2 separate regions of the Homo sapiens genome follow, and region 2 is linked to region 1. The links are chromatin contacts, found by Hi-C in ENCODE. All regions are on one chromosome and are shown on one strand. Each heading gives the region's core, a stretch centred on a gene start or an enhancer-like site at or near the end of the contact. The rest is flanking DNA. Distances are from core to core; before and after follow the strand shown. Region 1 overlaps LOC100506444 (a long non-coding RNA gene). Region 2 holds the start of GSX2 (GS homeobox 2).

The links. A loop is a pair of places that touch in the nucleus more often than their neighbours do. Pooled maps may share reads with other maps.
Region 2: a loop to region 1 is called in a map with no recorded cell type, with 3 times the contacts of the local background. The contact joins the promoter of GSX2 here to the enhancer-like site in region 1. A Hi-C loop is called at or near these places in 12 of 37 single-sample maps with no recorded cell type and 3 of 50 pooled maps.

The regions. Positions count from the first base shown.
Region 1 is chr4:53,700,893-53,704,601 of GRCh38, reverse strand. The region is part of intron 1 of LOC100506444 (a long non-coding RNA gene); the gene reads right to left. Among named protein-coding and RNA genes, the nearest start is that of LNX1-AS2, 110 kb to the right of the region's middle. RefSeq lists an enhancer at 1,932-2,051. Within about 2 kb of position 2,086, at least 31 of the 41 ENCODE cell types and tissues checked have a DNase peak (open chromatin) inside an H3K27ac peak, as active enhancers do.
Region 2 is chr4:54,098,016-54,101,724 of GRCh38, reverse strand. GSX2 (GS homeobox 2) reads right to left here and starts at 1,562. Exons shown (of 2, transcript NM_133267.3): 1 at 807-1,562; 2 at 1-143. The coding sequence starts at 1,380. RefSeq lists enhancers at 1-135, 136-927, 928-1,718.

The DNA of each region.
Region 1 (3,709 bases), core at 837-3,336:
CCACGTGCCCAACAGTGGTAAGACTGCATAAAGAAAATGTGGTATATACACACATTTGGAATACTATGCAGCCATAAAAAAGAATGAAATCATGTCCTTTGCAGCAACATGTATGCAGCTGGATGCCATAATCTTAAGCAAATTAATGTAGAAACAGAAAACCAAATTTATAAGTGGGAGCTAAACACTGAGCACACATGGACATAAATATGGGAACAATGGATACTGTGGACTACTAGACAGTGGGGGATGGGGGGCAGCAATTAACTATTTATCGGGTACTATGCTCACTACATAAGTGACAGGATCCATACTCCAAACCTCAGCCTCATGCAATATTCCCACATAACGAACCTGCACATATACCTCTGGTATCTCAAATAAAAGTTGAAATTAAAAAAAAATTAAATTAAAGAAGAACTTCTAGTTCCAGGATGGCCATCTGGTTTGAGGATCTTCAGCCCAGAGAAACACAAAGCCCTCTCACAACCGAAGTACAACTGTTGATACAGTAGGAGCTAGATATTCACATAGTATACATCATACGTTTTTGTTTTTTTGGTCTGGTATAGACTCAAATAGCAACTTGCCCAGAAAACATAGTCCTTAAATACTGATTGGATAATTAATTGATCAGTGATATGTTTAATGACATTGACCATGGATACAATAGCATGGCCTTTGAATAGAAGAAAGACCATGGAAAGGAGGAGTTGTGAGTCCTGCCCTCTTTTTCCCCGGACATGCAATGCAGTGGTTGAGACACTGAATACAAGTCTGACTGTTCCACCTCTGTCACATCTTGTACAAGTTCTATAATTTTTCCAAACTGCAGTTTGTCCTTCTGTCAGCTGGAGATAATTATTGTACCAATCTCATAAGACTGTTCAATATGAAATAAAATAAAACACATAAAATGCTTAGCCTTGTATCAGGCACATAGTAAGTATTTGACATAAATATGTTTTTATTGCTGGTGTTGTTTTTGGTTTTATTTTATGAGTTAAGATCCTGGAGAAGTGCAGGAGGTCAAAGGGAAAAGATGATAATAGCTTCCAGGGACCCATGTTGAGTGGCAAGGCCCAGAGTGACCCCGTGCTGTGGCACGGATCTGTGATTCTCCAGATGTTCACGAAGGAATGGTTTTCTGCAGAATGAAGGAGCTGAAGTGCAAATGGGGTCAGGGAATTTTATAGGAGCTTGGAGGAAGAGTCAAGAGTAGAGTGTTCAGTCGTTACATCAAGTGAAAATAGAGACGCTGACGAAGAACTCGTGCCCTTACCTGGAGAGCTTGCCCTTAGGAAAGAGAGAGAAAGAGACAGAGAGAGAGAGAGACGCAGACACACACAGAAAGAGACACAGACACAGAGAGAAAGCACAGTCCCTCTTGTGCTGGCTGCTGACCAAACCCCACTGTGCCTCAGCCCAGCTTCCTGCCTCCCTGGGGAGGGGAAACGTGTCCCTTGGCCAGTAGCCATCAAAGGTCTTACAGGGATGCTTTGTGTCTGACCTGCCAGGGAAGGCAAACGAGCCCCACTTTTTGTTCCCCAGGGAACTGGCCTCTTAGGGACACTGGCGAGAGTTGTCTGCACATGTGGTCAATGGAGGGAAGCAGCTAGCACACAAGGGGACCAAAAGGGATGGCGGCGAAACTGCACAGTGGTAGGGGGAAGCCCGCGGGCTATTTTAGGCCAGGCTCAGAACTGGAGTCAATGGAGGTTTTGTTTATGTAACATCTGCAGAGGGCCCTTCAAAGCAAATAACCCTGGGTCTCCAGGCCAGGGCTGCAGCGAGCAGGGGTGGGGCCGCGAGCTTCCTGTTGTTCTTGGCACGGCTGCCCAGCTGTCTGCGTGGCTCCTCTCAGAGCCATTTGCCGCCTCACTGCTTGCTCCCTACGATCATCTTCACAGCTCTTTTCCTAGGGGCGGGTAAACAAAGTACAAGAAGCAGTGCAGGCAGAGCCGTTCCTCGGAGAGGTGACTCGAGCACTGTGCCCCAGAAAGTTGCCCTCCTGACCCCAGGGCTCCCCGGCCGCCCTGCAGCCTCAGGAGACCCCAGGGCGTCCTTTCTGCACATCCCCTTAGCTGAGCGGCTTTGCTGTCAGTTTCAGTATGGTAGGGAAAGGGGCCTGGCTCTCAGGTCTGCCCCATACAGGTCTGAACCCAGAGCTGCATTTGGCAGTTGCTTACTCTTGTGCTAAGTGCTCAATCCCCATTATTTATTACAGGCAGAAACATACATATATACGAGATAAATAATGTATGTTAATTTCCTTTCTACCAGGCCTGTTTGAAGGCATGAACACTATATTGTTATCTTTTTGAAACACAGATTCCATTGGGAAAGATGGGGATAAGACGGCCTTTTTCAAGTTTAGGAAAATTTATATGCACAAGAATGTAGAAATCTGAAACTGACAGTTTGATAAACTTGTTCACCTATGTATCCACCCACGTAACTACTACCCTGATCAAGATACAGAATATATCCATCGCCCTTATGTGAAAAGCTCCTTTGTGTCTCTTTCTGGTTAATAACCTGCTTACCCCTACTTATATTAGTCTGCCAGGGTGCCAGAACAAAATACCAAAGGCTAAGCGATTTCAATAACAAAAATCGGTTTCTCACAGTTTTGGAAGCTGGATGTCCAAGATCAGGGGACTAGAATGGCTGGTAAGGGCCCTCTTCCTGGCTTGCAGATGGCTGCTTTCTCAGTGTATGCTCACATGGCCACTACTTTGTGCACCTGGAGCAAGCGCTCTGGTGTCTATTCTTAAAAGGACATAAATTCTATCAGATCAGGGCCCTAACCTTATGACCTCATTTAACCTTAATTACTTCCAGAAAGGACTCATCTCCAAATATATTCACATTGGGGCTCAAGGCCTCAGCATACGAATATGGAGGGGACATGATTCGGTCCATAGCACTACCACGGTGCCTTCCTCCCCCAGTGATATGGTTTGGCTGTGTCCCCATCCAAATCTCAACTTGAATTGTATCTCCCAGAATTCCCATGTGTCACGGGAGGGACCCAGGGGGAGGTAATTGAATCATGGGGGCTGGTCTTTCCCATGCTAGTCTCGTAATAGTGAGTAAGTCACATGAGATCTGATGGGTTTTTCAGGGGTTTCCGCCTTTGCTTCTTCCTCATTTTTCTCTTGCCACTGCCATGTGAGAAGTGCCTTTTGCCTCCCGCCATGTTTCTGAGGCCTCCCCAGCCATGTGGAACTGTAAGTCCAATTAAACCTCTTTTCCTTCCCAGTGTCAGGTATGTCTTTATCAGCAGCGTGAAAACAGACTAATACAGTCAGTTGGTATCAGTACAGTGGGGCGTTGCTGAAAAGATAGCTGAAAATGTGGAAGCGACTTTGGAACTGGGTAACAGGCAGAGTTTGGAACAGTTTGGAGGCCTCAGAAGAAGACAGGAAAACGTGGGAAAGTTTGGAACTTCCTAGAGACCTGTTGAATGGCTTTGACAAAAATGCTAATAGTGATATGAACAATAAGGTCCAGGCTGAGGTGGTCTCAGATGGAGATGGGGAACTTGTTGGGAACTGGAGCAAAGGCGACTTTTGCTATGTTTTAGCAAAAAGACTGGCGGCATTTTGCCCCTGCCCTAGAGATGTGTGGAACTTTGAGCTTGGGAGAGATGATTTAGGGTGTCTGGTAGAAGAAACTTCTAAGCAGCAAAGCATTCAAGAGGTGA
Region 2 (3,709 bases), core at 313-2,812, 400 kb before region 1:
CAGGTAAGTGGCGATTTCAATCCTCCGGAGTCGAGACAGGTACATGTTGGAAGAGAATTCTCTCTCCAGCTCCAGGAGTTGCGTGCTAGTGAACGCCGTCCTCATCCTCTTGCCATTGGGTACCTGGCTGGCGTCAGAGCCTCCTGCGGACCGGCGAAGAGAGGGTAGAGAGGTAAGGCTCGGGCAAGGTGCTCCCACCCCATGTGCTAACCAGGACGCATTTCAGGGACCCACCCGGGGAAGCCCAGCCGAACATCTGTATCCCTTTCCCATTTCAAGGCACGTGGTTGCTTAGCGGGGAAGAAAAGAGACGTGCAAAGCAAATAAAGGTCTTCGATGCGCAGGATGCGAAGTCACAGGATTAAAGAGGGATGGGGGCTTGCACTATCTGATCGCCTCCCTTTGAGCCAAGCGGAGAAGCGCGCAGGCTTAGCCAAAAACGTCAAGACGCTTTAGCCGCCCCGACGCGGGGATGCCACACAGGTTCAAACACACCCACCCCAAATCCCAAGCAGTTAACCTCTGGTTTATCCGCCGTGACGTTCGAGGTCCCTAAGGCCCCAGTATTAATAAGGCAATACTCGAGCACCTACTACTAGGAGTAAAACGCACCAGGCTGAGTGGAGAAGCTGGCAAACTAACTTCCACTTTCGTGGAACTTCTGTGGCTGACTCTACGGTTACACTAAAAGCCCGTCCTCTCTCTTCACCCTGTCCCCGGGCTCCCACTTCCTCCACTGGAGGTGGAAAGTTTGCTCCAGGAGCGCGAAAGGCGCGGAGCGCAGGTGCCCCAAGACCCCGCCCTACCCATGGTGAGGCAGTGGAATCTCCGCGGGTCCGCCACGTTGTAGGTGGTGGCGGTGCAGACAGGTGCGTGGTGCTGCGGGTGCCCCAAGGCCGCCGCGGCCGCCGCCGCCGCTGCTGCTGCTGCCGCCGCCGCGGCCGAGCCAGGCTGCTGGGGCTGATGATGGTGATGGTGGTGCTGCGGCGGGTGGTGGTGATGATGCGCATGGTTCACCCGCGGGCAAAACTGCGCGTCCCCAGGAGCCGAAGAGAACTGGCCCTTAAGCAGAGGCAGTGCCCCTGCGGCCCCTGCCACCCCACTGCCTCCGGCCCCGGTAACCCCGGCCCCTGCGCCCCCGCTGCCGGCGCCCACAGACCCCCGAGAGGAGTGCAGGTGCGAAGTGACGCAGAGAGGGCACACGCAGAACGCGCCGCTCTTGCGGGACGGGCAGCCGGGGCCGGACACGGACATCACCAATGGGGGCGGCATGCCAAGCGGGATGAAGAAATCCGGCCCGGGGTGCGGTTCAGGCAGCGAGGGCGCAGGCCGTGAGGTGTCCTTGATGATGAGCGAGTCGACATAGAAGGAGCGCGACATGTCGAGAGGGGTGGGTGGCTGGAAGCCCCGGCAGTTCGCGGCGACCCCTCTCCTCTAGTGTTCTAAGCTCTGCCCTGGGAGCCGCGCAGACACGGGCAGTCAAGCCCTTGGGGACGCAGAGGTGTTGGCGTCTGGGCTGGGAACAAAGGGGTCCCCGGAGAGGGCTGGTCCTCACGTCCCCCGCCCGGCGCCCCGGCTCGGGTATTTTATAGCCCCCCACCCTGGCACGTGATGCTGCGGAGTACCGCTCGGCTCAGGCTCCTCGGCAGCTCCGCACCCTCGGGATAGGCTGCCCGAGTCACAACAGAAGCCGCGAGGAGGGGCGGGCGCGCGGCGGGGAAGAACTCGGGGGAGGGGGATGGGGGAGACTTTGCAAAGTGTAGGTTTTGTTAATTTCCCGGGGAGGCCGGCCTCCTCCCCCTCTTTCTCCACGCTTTACTGAGAAATCACAGCGCTGCATCCTCCATCCCACCCCCTCTCGCTACCCTGGCCGCAGCCCAACTCTTCCCCACGCCCCACCGCAAAGCGTACCAGGTGGGGACTTGGAGGCTTATTTAATAGGAATGCTCAGTGTTTCCAGCTCCTCTGTGGTAGGGGTGGCTGCGGCGCGGTGAAGTGTGAGGCCTGCGGTTTGGAGCAGGATTGTGCGGGCGACGGACTGGCAGTCGTCCAGTCCCTGAGCGCAGCTCTGGCCACGGTTACACCTACCCCTGTCCACAGCTTTTGGACTTGGCAGAGGTCATTCAGGTGGTTAGTTCAGGACTGTCCGGCGCAGAACTGTGAGGCCTCCCAGCTAAGAAACCGTCAAGCTTTTCATGCTGATGTTCGACAAGGTCTGAAGTGTCTTTGTACTTGGGGCCCTCCTGGGGCCACTCAGACCAACGACCCTTCCTTGTTTCCCTTTCTGATCGGCACCTCCCACTTCCGCAGAGAGAGAGAGATGTTGAAGAGTCACCCTTTTCTTTCTCCAAGTAGTAACACCATGGCATTCCAGGGCAATCCTACAAACTCCATCCTGAAGATTTTGGAGGGAGGACCTCAAACACCAAGCCCTCCTAAAGACGCAGCAGGGATTAGATAGACCTTCGCTCTGGGTCTGAGGATTTCCTGTCCCTCATTTTTACCAATCATGGGCAGCTTAGCAAGGCTAACCAGGAAGCACTCTTTCCTCTGCATCTTAAGAACCTAAAAAGGATGAAGAGGATTCAGCCATCCAGGGAATCTTGCCTCTGATTGGCAGAAGTGGCTTTGTAAGGGAACTCTCTCTGGTCCATGGAAGTCTTGCACACCCCTTACTGCCCGAGAGAGGGTGGCTGCCAAACTATTGGGACTATTTATCTTCGGAGAAGGCAAGGCAGCAGAGGTGGCCATTTTCTCTCTTCATTTCCCCCTGCAGAAAAGCGGGCTGGGGCCATGTGGTTGGGCAATAGTTAGAAGTCTGATCCTTTTTCCAGAGCAGCTAACTTCAATCCTGAGTTCATGATGGTGCTAAGAAACTTAGAGACAGGACTCCCTCCACCTGAGAGAACAAGGTGCCCAAATCCAGGAGAGCACTAGCTAGAGGCACGGCTCTATCTTTCCATCCTCTGTCTTCCCCTCTCCATCTCTGTGACAGTCTCTCTTGCCTGCTAGAGAAGTGTAATTGGGTTGTAGGGATGCCCGGCTCTGGGGAGCCCAGGATTTATGGATGGCAATTAAAGTTTTATGAATTGCAGCTGAGGCTGGTTATTGAGCTATTTGAATGTGATTAGAATTCAATTAGAAAGCGGTTAGTGGACGGTGGGTCTCTGGAGTGTAAACAGACAGCTATTCCAGAAATGTGCTAATCCAACATCTTGTGACAACAATTAAGGAGTCTCAGGGCTTAACATGGGGCAGCTCAGCTGTAACTACTTTTGTACCACAAGGTCTGCAGACGCTCAGGCTCACCCCAGCCCGCCCTTGTTCATGACTGGAGGATCTAGGCAATCCCCGAAATCATTTCAGCCCCAAGAAGAAGGCTTGGAGCCACTGATGGAGAATGGCAATAAAAAACATACCCTGCTGAATGGCAGGATATTTTTTACAGTCCTAAACTGTCCAAATAGATGACTCGATTCCCCCCATTCACTTTGCAACTATACAAGCATATATAGATATAGATACAGATACTCTTTAAGAATAATAGCTTTCTCTCTTTTCCTCCTCTGGGTTAGGTCCCAGGTTATCCACAGTCTGTTTTGGGCTGATGGTTTGAGTCACAATGTTCCCAGCAGTTTGGGATGTGTTCAGAGGAAGAGCTCCTATGCTAAAGTCCTAGAAATCGCACCCATGTGCAGACCATTTTACC